2 separate regions of the Homo sapiens genome follow, and region 1 is linked to region 2. A link is an interaction called in ENCODE POLR2A ChIA-PET data of the cell type or tissue named here. Cell type or tissue: PC-3. All regions are shown on one strand. Region 1 overlaps DIABLO (diablo IAP-binding mitochondrial protein). Region 2 overlaps CLIP1 (CAP-Gly domain containing linker protein 1).

The links. ChIA-PET counts read pairs that join two places held together with the same protein. Peaks named below come from ENCODE experiments on the same cell type or tissue, not always from the same donor. Only the 100,000 strongest peaks of a DNase experiment are listed, where the experiment ranks them.
Region 1: POLR2A ChIA-PET joins it to region 2 with 9 read pairs; 5 of 35 experiments call an interaction of 5 or more read pairs at or near these places.

What each region holds. Positions count from the first base shown.
Region 1 is chr12:122,214,557-122,219,556 of GRCh38, reverse strand. DIABLO (diablo IAP-binding mitochondrial protein) reads left to right here. Exons shown (of 6, transcript NM_001371333.1): 3 at 1,160-1,291; 4 at 2,688-2,798; 5 at 2,973-3,069. Among named protein-coding and RNA genes, the nearest start is that of DIABLO, 9.0 kb to the left of the region's middle. In PC-3, a CTCF peak has its summit at 3,995; no DNase peak of the experiment used is centred here.
Region 2 is chr12:122,302,810-122,307,809 of GRCh38, reverse strand. All of the region lies in intron 20 of CLIP1 (CAP-Gly domain containing linker protein 1), which reads left to right. Among named protein-coding and RNA genes, the nearest start is that of VPS33A, 39 kb to the right of the region's middle. In PC-3, a CTCF peak has its summit at 1,239 (motif pointing left); a DNase peak (open chromatin) is centred at 2,699; H3K27ac peaks cover 1,729 bases.

The DNA of each region.
Region 1 (5,000 bases), 88 kb after region 2:
TTAATCCTCATCAAACTTGTGAAGCCTTTTCTAAGCTATTAGCACTCAACATAGAACTGATTGCTCCCTTCTGCATGCCCCCAGTGTAGCTCATACATACTCCTCCCACAGCTTCCATGATACATGATTGTGTTCATTTTTCTAGTTCTGTTAGCCCATCATCCTGCTCTCTCTACCCCTACACCTGTGTTTGAGGGCAGAGAATGTCTTGTTGAGACTTGCGTCTCAAGTATCTAACACTGTTAATGAATGAATTGTAATCTTATCAATTTGTTGGTTATAATCAATAGTTTTGGGGGTTTTTTTGGTTTTTTGTTTTTTTTTTGAGATGTAGTCTCGCTCTGTCACCAGGCTGGAGCGCAGTGGTGCAATCTCGGCTCACTGCAACCTCTGCCTCCTGGGTTCAAGTGATTCTTCTGCCTCAGCCTCCCAAGTAGCTGGGACTACAGGCGTGTGCCACCACGCCCAGCTAATTTTTGTATTTTTAGTAGAGACGGGGTTTCACCATGTTGGCCAGGATCGTCTCAATCTCCTGACCTCGTGATCTGCCTGCCTCAGCCTCCCAAAGTGCTGGGATTACAGGCGTGAGCCACCGTGCCCGGCACTTTTTTTTTTTTTTTTTTAGTCTTGCTCTGTCACCCAGGCTGGAGTGCAGTGGCAGTCTCGGCTCACTGTAACCTCTGCCTCCTGGGTTCAGTCGATTCTCCTGCCTCAGCCTCCCGAGTAGCTGGGATTAAAGACGCACACCACTACGGCCCAGCTAATTTTTGTATTTTTTTAGTAGAGACGGGGTTTCACCATGTTGGCCAGGATCGTCTCAATCTCCTGACCTCGTGATCTGCCTGCCTCAGCCTCCCAAAGTGCTGGTATTACAGGTGTGAGCCACCGTACCCCGCCACAATTTATTTTATATGTAAAGAAATAATTTGCTTTTTGGAGCAGAGAATGAAAGTTGGTAGAAAGCATACTCCGGAATTATTTCTCTATATTGTCTTAAATTGCCAAAATAAGGCCTTAAAAAATATAACCCAAAGAAATATAGTGCAGTTTCAGCCTAAAACACTAAGCAGCATGACAATTACGTTTTTTGCTTGCCTATTGGTGAAAAAGTTCTCAGTTTGAGCTTTAGAGGTTGAGTGACAATGTTTGTGTCTTTCAGAAATCAGAGCCTCATTCCCTTAGTAGTGAAGCATTGATGAGGAGAGCAGTGTCTTTGGTAACAGATAGCACCTCTACCTTTCTCTCTCAGACCACATATGCGTTGATTGAAGCTATTACTGAATATACTAAGGTATGTCTCCTCTTAACTCTTGATCTTCTAAACCATGGTTTAGCAAATAATGGCTCACAACCAAATTGTGTCTGATACCCATGTTGGTATTTGATTGAAACATAGCCAGGCCTATTTGTTTATGTGTTGTCAATAACGGTTTTTGAGGATTTGAGTAGTTTCAACAGAGGCTGTAAGGCCCACAAAGCCCAAAATATTTACTGTCAGGCCCTTCAAAAAGTTTGCTGAGCCCTGATCTAAATCACTCGTTTTTAGACTTTTCCCAGGAACCTTTTTTTTTTTTTTTACAGAAAAATCTTAAATGTGGCAGCCTAGTATATAAAACAGGAGTGAAGCTGATATGGTTCAGTTAAGGGCACAGGGGCCTGTGGTCCATCAACAGAGGTTGCTCTGTGAGGATTATTTAAAAGCCACTGATCTAACCTAATAGAAAAGAGAGTATATGGGCCAGGCGTGGTGGCTCACATCTGTAATCCCAGCAGTTTGGGAGGCCAAGGCGGGAGGATCACTTGGGGCCAGGAGTTCAAGACCAACCCAGTCAATGTAGCAAGCCCCATCTCTAGCAGAAAAAAAATTTTAAACTTAGCCAGGCATGGTGTGTTGTGTGCCTGTAGTCCCAGTTACTCCAGGGGCTGAGGTGGGAGGATCACTTGAGTCTAGGAGTTTGAGATTACAGTGAGCTATGAACATGCCAGTGCACTTCCGTCTGGGTGACATAGCATCCTGTTTGTAAAAAATAATAAATTTTTTTTTTTGAGATGGAGTCTTGCTTACGCAGGCTGGAGTGCAGTGGAGTGATGTCAGCTCGCTGCAATCTCCGCCTCCTGGGTTCAAGCGATTTTCCTTCCTCAGCCTCCTGAGTAGCTGGGATTACAGGTGTGTGCCACCATGCCCGGCTAATTTTTTTGTATTTTTAGTAGAGACGGGGTTTTGCCATGTTGGCCAAGCTGGTCTCGAACTCCTGACTTCAGGTGATCCACGTGTCTTAGCCTCCCAAAGTGCTAGGATTACAGGCATGAGCCACTGCACCCGGCCAATAAAAATTTTTTAGCGTATATGGATAATCAAAAGTATTGAAGTCTCATTTGTGCATTTGTTTTACATATATTTTCCAGCAGCTTTTTTCCCCTCAACCTTTAAAGTTTTCCCTTGCATTGTTTTCTCTTTCTGTGTCTGAATTGCTGACAAGCTTTTAAAAACACAGAAGTTTACAGATGGAGATACTAATGTCCTGATACCTTTACTTCATAGGATAATAGTGCAATTTCATTGAGGCAGCAGGATGGAAGAGCCAGTTTGCTGTAATGGGACTTAATTTCCTTGAGGTGGAAATCTCTCTATTCCTTCTGATATGTCTCACTTACTTTACTCAGACTTGTTCATTCTCTATTTGTAGGCTGTTTATACCTTAACTTCTCTTTACCGACAATATACAAGTTTACTTGGGAAAATGAATTCAGAGGAGGAAGATGAAGTGTGGCAGGTGATCATAGGAGCCAGAGCTGAGGTAAGCAGAAAGTTCTAGGCATTTCTGTGTTAGTGCACCTACCTCATGTGGTATCTAAATTATTGAATTAAGTCTAATCAATATAATCAGTGTTCTCTAAATCTACTACTTTAAGTCCATTTAAATGGGCTAGACCTCTTATGCTGTCTGAAGCACTTTGCTTGATTTATATAGATGACTTCAAAACACCAAGAGTACTTGAAGCTGGAAACCACTTGGATGACTGCAGTTGGTCTTTCAGAGATGGCAGCAGAAGCTGCATATCAAACTGGTAGGTTCAAGTTTTGTGTTGGGTTTTTTTTTTAATTTTTTAACTAGGAAGGTACCATTTGAGTTTTCATCTGGTTTTCTAAAATGAGGGCTTTATAGTAAATGGTCTAAGTGGCTCTCACTTTGAGAAATTTTCCCCATTTCCTACATATTAACCTACATTTTATTTGCACAATAGAAACAATGAGCATACCCTTGCAGACCAGACCAGTAGAAGCTAGGTTATGTCTTCAAAATGAAAAATGATAAAACTATTACCATTGGAAAATTGGATTGCTTCCAAATAGTTTTAGCTTCTTTTGGTAATACAATTTATTAACAATCATAGAATTACACCGTTGGCTGAGACTTGAGATGAGTAATCTATGTGAACCTTTTTGTACAGATGGAGAAAATGAGACCTGGAATCATAGTCAGTGGCAAAACCAGGACAAATTATTTGTCTATGTCAGGCTTTGTGGTAGGCATTTCGTAGGCACTTTTTATATGTGAAGAAACTAGAGGGCAGATGGGCCAGATCATTCGGCTAAGATGACACGGTATGGTGAGTAAGCAGCCAAGCTGAGATTCAGCTGAGTAGGTCTTTTTTTTTTTTTTTTTTTTTTCCTTCATAAAATAGAGATGGGGTTTTACAATGTTGCACAGGCTAATCTCGAAATCCTAGGCTCAAGCAGTCTACCCACCTTGGCCTCCCAAAGTGCTGGGATTATAGGCATGAGCCACGGAGCCAAGTAGGTCGAATTCCAAAGCCTCTGCTTCTCCTATTCTCCCAGCAGCCAGTGCTTTGTCCTTTGCACCGTGGTGCCCCAAGGTGCCCATCATAGAACATCCTACCTGAGTGGTCCCAACCTAGGTAGGTAGGCTCACAGAAAAAAAAATTTTTTTTAATGGAGTTTTGTTCCTGTCACCCAGGCTGGAGTGCACTGGCGCCATCTAGGCTCACTGCAACCTCCACCTCCTGGGTTCAAGTGATTCTCCTGCCTCAGCCTCCCAAGTAGCTGGGATTACAGGCACCCGCCACCACGCCCAGCTAGTTTTTGTATTTTTAATAGAGAATAGTTTTTGTATTTTTAATAGAGAAGGGGTTTTGCCATGTTGGCCAGGCTGGTCTTGAACTCCTGACCTCAGGTGATCCACCCGCCTTGGCCTCCCAAAGTGCTGGGATTACAGGCATGAGCCACTGTGTCCGGCCAAATTTTTTTTTTTTTGAGACAGAGTTTCACTCTTGGTGCCCAGGCTGCAGTGGTAGCACTTTCTCAGCTCACTGCAACCTCTGCCTCTCCAGTTCAAGCAATTTTCCTGCCTCAGCCTCCCGATTACAAGCATGCACCACCACGCCTGGCTAATTTTTGTATTTTTAGTAGAGGCAGGTTTCGTCATGTTGTTCCTCACTTCAGCCTCTCAAAGTGCTGGGATTACAGGTGCGAGCCACCGCACCCAGCCGGCTCACCAAAGTTATAGCTTAGTACTAGTTCTTATTAAGAAACTGGTTGCAGTGGCTCATGCCTATAATCCCAGCACTTTGGGGGGCCAAGGAGGGCGGATCACTTGAGGTGGGTCACTTGAGGTCAAGAGTTTGACACTACCCTGGCCACCGTGGTGAAACCCTGTCTCTACTAAAAATACAAAAATTAGCCAGGTGTAGTGGCACACGCCTGTGCAGGAGAATGGCTTGAACCCAGGGGGTGGAGGCTGCAGTGAGCCTAGATGGCTCCACTGCACCTCAAGCCTTGGTGACAGAGCAAGACTCTGTCTCAAGAAAAAAAAAAGAAACTGGGATGAGTCAGGCACAGGGACTCAACGCGTGTCTTTGGGAAGCCAAGGCAGGCAGATTGCTGGAGCCCAGGAGTTCAAGGGCAACACAGTGAAACCCCATCTCTACCAAAAATACAAAAATTAGCTGGGCGTATTGGCGCTCGCCTGTAGTCCCAG
Region 2 (5,000 bases):
CATTCTTTCCATGGTATATATATTTCAAAAGAGTGGAGTGAGCCACCCGTTTAAAGTAACTTAGAAGCCACCTTAGTTTAATGAAGACCGATTAATTCATCGGGCTCTGTTACTCTTTTATTGTATCATCTCCAAGAATTCTATAAAATTTCACTTAGTTGCTTTCTCCAGTTAAGTCAGACTATTGATCAGCTGTGTTAGAAATGTATTACAGAGCTACAGTATTTGGCAGAAATGCTATTTAAAAAAAATAATTTTAGTTGTAGTACTACAGAAAAATTTGCTTTTTCATTCTAAAATCGAGACAGTGGAGACTAGATTGACTTGGGAAAGGTAAGTACTGACCCACGACCTAGGTTCTCTCCTGATTCCTTTATTTAGAAGCACCATAATTTGTTGAACTGAGCTGATTGCTTTACCATTATTTCATGGAATCATCACAACCTACCTCAGAGATAGTAGGATTATTTTTAGACAGGAAACAGGCTCAAAAGTGAACTAATGGCTGGGCACAGTGACTCACACCTGTAATCTCAGCATTTTGGGAGGCCGAGGCGGGTGGATCATGAGGTCAGGAGTTCGAGACCGGCCTGGCCAAGATGGTGAAACCCCATCTCTACTAAAAATACAAAAATTAACCAGGCATGGTGGCGGGCGCCTGTAATCCCAGCTACTCGGGATACTGAGGGAGAGAATTGCTTGAATCTGGGAGGTGGAGGTTACAGTGAGCCGAGATCGTGCCACTGCACTCCAGCCTGGGCGACAGAGTGAGACTCTGTCTCAAAAAAAAAAAAAAAAAAAAAAAAAAAAAGTGAACTTACCAAGGATACACAGATAGGCAGTGGAGGAGCTGAGATTTGAAATTGTGTTTGAAAGCCTGTTTGTCCAGCTGCTGTTCTATTCTGAGAATAAAACTTTTTTCTGCTTACTTCATGATTATTGTTCAAGATTTTAAAAAGCTGTGAGCTAGAAATGGGGTAGGTGCGGTCAAACATTGCTCTAAAAATGGCTTCTGAACCCTACTGGTACTTTTTTTTTCTGCCTCAAATATTTATTTTGCTTAGAAAACCCAGTGCATCCCAGAATCTTGCCATTCACAGGTCTGCTTTTGCATCTTTTCTTGTCTCCTTTCTCACTTGGTGATCATGTCCTCATTGTTAAAGGCCCATGTTAAAGGTCATGGCCTCTGATCTTGAGCAGAGCAAGCTGCTGCCCCTTTGTGGTCAGGTGCGGGCTCTGCAGTGCCCTGACCTTAGAACCCAGCATTTTGGTCAGGATCGTGTGCTTCTGCTTCTCCCACAGACAGTGAGAAAGTAGGAATCATAGAGCACGACGTGTAGGTTTGAATGAATGCATGGGTGTTTGGTGAGTATCTTGTTTTTAGCCAGGGCCCCAGTTTCTGTTTTACAGAAGAAGACAGAGGACTTTGTGACTGCTCTTTCCATTTTTTAGATGATTCACTTTACTTCCAGCTTCATAGCTGAATTAGTCGGGGTTCTCTAGAGGGACAGAACTAGTAGGATAGATAGATATCAAGGGGAGTTTATTAAGGACTGTTAACTCACACAATCACAAGGTCCCACACGAGGCCATCTGCAAGCTGAGGACCAAGGAAGCCAGTTCGAGTCCCAAAGCTGAAGAACTTGAAGTCCAATGTTCTAGGGCAGGAAGCTTCCAGCATGGGAGAAAAATGTAGGCTGGGAGGCTAAACCAGTCTAGTCTTTTCACGTTCTTCTGCTTGCTTTTTTTTTTTTTTTAGATGGAGTCTCACTCTGTAGTCCAAGCTGGAGTGCAGTGGCTCGATCACTTGGCCTCCTGGGCTTAAGTGATTCTCATGCCTCAGCCTTCCTAGCAGCTGGGACTACAGGCGCGTGCCACCAGGCCTGGCTAATTTATTGTATTTTAGTAGAGACTGGGTTTCATCATGTTGCCCAGGGTAATCTCGAACTCCTGAGCTTAGGCAATCCGTCCACCTCAGCCTCCCAAAGTGCTGGGATTACAGGCATGAGCCACTGCGCTCAGCCATCTGACTGCTTTTTATTCTGGTCAAGCTGGCAGCTGATTACGTTGTGCCCACCTAGATGAAAGGTGGGCAGCCTTTCTCAGCCCACTGACTCAGATGTGAAATTTCCTTTAGCAACACCCTCACAGACATACCCAGGATCAGTACTTTGCATCCTCAATCCAATCGAGTTGACACTCAGTATTAACCATCGCAGTAGCTTTTGTTGCAGAGTTGTGGTGGCCGAAAACCTGATCACCAACTTAGTGGGGCATTTGCTCTTTGTGTGGCTGGTAGAAGCATACAGTGTAAATTCAGGCAAGGTCATATAGTTTAAGATTAATGGAAACTATACAGAGCATTCGTTTCTTTTTTAAGAGACAGAGTCTCACTTTGTAGCCTGGGCTGGAGAGCAGTGGCACTATCATAGCTCACTGCAGCCTCAACCTCCTGGGCTCAAGGGATCCTTCAGCCTCAGGCTCCCCAGTAGCTGGGACTATAGGTATAGTCTACCCCTATTTTCTTTTCATAGGGAATTCTAAAAATAATGTTGATTCTTCTATAGAAATAGTCACCTTAGGTAGTCACTTTTGATATGTCTGATTTATCATTTCCAAACCTCACATGTGTTCCACCTTGTAAAGATAGCAAATACAGTGAGCTATCACTATGGGAACAGAGCTGATTCTCCCCCTGGCTATTTGTAGAATGAGGTTACAGTTTGCTTATGGAAACCGGACAGGGATTAAATGACTCAATAACTGTATTTCATGAACAGTTTTTCCTGACAGAGGTTATAGCAGATGTATTATACAAAAAAATTGGGGTTAGCATCTAAATTGATCATGAATAGTCACCTGCCATTTAAATGAGCCTGAATTCCCAGACATGAATGCTTAGAAAGGGAAAGCTATTTTTAGCTTATTGTGTATTAGTTTGGAAAAATGGTGGTTATCAGCCATCATAATTTTAATCTGGGCTCAGGGGACTTCTGGGCAACTAGGGCTGATTGAAGCTGGATCACAGACTCTGTCTCCCTTCAGTACCCAATGCTATGAACACAGTTTTTCTGTATTAAAAAATGTGTCCAGCAGAAGCCAACAAAGCCAGTCAACTTCATGCTATAAACTTTTAAATTGGCACCCAAGGCTGGACGTGGAGGCTCACGCCTGTAATCCCAGCCCTTTAGGAGGCTGAGGCAGACAGATCACCTGAGGTCAGGAGTTCGAGACTAGCTGAGAAACATGGTGAAACCCCATCTCTAATAACAAATACAAAAATTAGCCGGGCATGGTGGTGCATGCCTGTAATTCTGGCTACTCGGGAGACTGAGGCAGGAGAATCACTTGAACCCGGGAGGCAGAGGTTGCAGTTAGTCGAGATCGTACCACTGGACTCCAGCCTGGGCGACAGAGCAAGACTCCGTCTCAAAAAATAAAAAGTAAATTGGCAACCAAGAAAGGAAACAAAATTGTGGTTTGACTCTGACACTTTGTCCCCAGTGGTAAGTGGAAAGGACGGTGAACAGCAAAATCCTGAGAATTTGTACTTGAATTCTCTCCATCCCTGTGCCCAGTCTAGTTTGGAAAAAATTAGACTGAAGAAGTGAGTAGACAGCCTGGGAAAAGTAAAGGAAAAATTTCTGAGGCTCAATGCCCCTTTGCACCACCGCAGGATTTTACCAACGGTGGGAAAAACTGCCAGTGGTCATTTTCTGTAGCTAGTCCAGCCAACAAACTGCAGCTGACAGGCACAGGGCACTGTGGGTATTTTTCTCAAGTGATAATAAGTCCGCAGTAGGCAGTCCGGGCGGGTACCCCCTCAGGAACGTCTGCACGGAGCTGGCCCTTCCTTCCTGCTTGCTGCTCTGCTAGGCGTGTAGTTCTTGTCCGTCTGATCCCCGGTTGGCTATTGTACCTCAAGCATCGCAGAGCTTTCTGGATGGAATCAGGGGGAGGACAAGGCAGGGAAATGCAAAGGGCTTCTCACATGGCTCTGTCTTCTAATTTGGGGAAGAAAGTTCACATTTCTATGATCGTATCACATAACCACCTCCAATCACAGGAGAGGCTGTGTTCCAGTCTCTAGGAAGGGAAGGTAGCAGAAGCAGTAGGAGCACTGTGGAAAGAGCTGACTGGGGATGCGTGCCCCAAGGCTGAGGATGTTCTCCTGTGGGAATGAGATTACCTGTGTTCAGGTAGAGTGAGTGATGTGCATAGAACACTGAAGAAAAATCTCAGGAAAGAGATCACCAACGGAGTCTATGTGTAGCCTCAACTATCCCAACCTTGACTCTATCCAGAAACCTCTGGCTACAGAAATGTGTCAATTACAGTGCTTAACTTTTAGCTGTAACGTGGGGTTAAAGATAAAGGCCTCAGATAAGGTAGGAAGGGTGTTGGGGGAAACTCACGGTATATGTGAGCCAAGGGAAGGTCTAGGTAGAGCCATCGAGAATAAGATGAAGTGTACACATTCTGCACCCTAAGAGGGAAAAGAGAAAGAACGGAACATCAAGAGCCAGAGAGAGACAGGAATTCAGGCCAAGAGAAGCTGTTACCCAGGGAAAATAGTGCTTTGTGTTATGTAAAACTCAAGTTATTTGAATAAAACAAAACAACTGTTCAAAGAGAAGATGATAAAATGACACAAGTTTAACAGGGAGATTGAAGAATTAAGGAAACAAATTGAAGACCAAACCACACCAGATCAAGACTACTAAATAAATCATAAACAGGAAGCAGCCTTATAAGCATTTCTTAAAATATAAAGGAAAGGGCCAGATGCAGTGGCTCATGCCTGTAATCCCAGCAATTTGGGAGGCCAAGCCAGGAGACTGTTTGAGCTTAGGAGTTCAAGACCAGCCTGGGCAACATAGCAAGACCCTGTCTCAAAAATGTATCTATATTTAGGCTGGGCACGGTGGCTCAAGCCTGTAATTCTAGGACTGTGTGAGGCCGAGGTGGGCAGATCACTTGAGGTCAGGAGTTTGAAACCA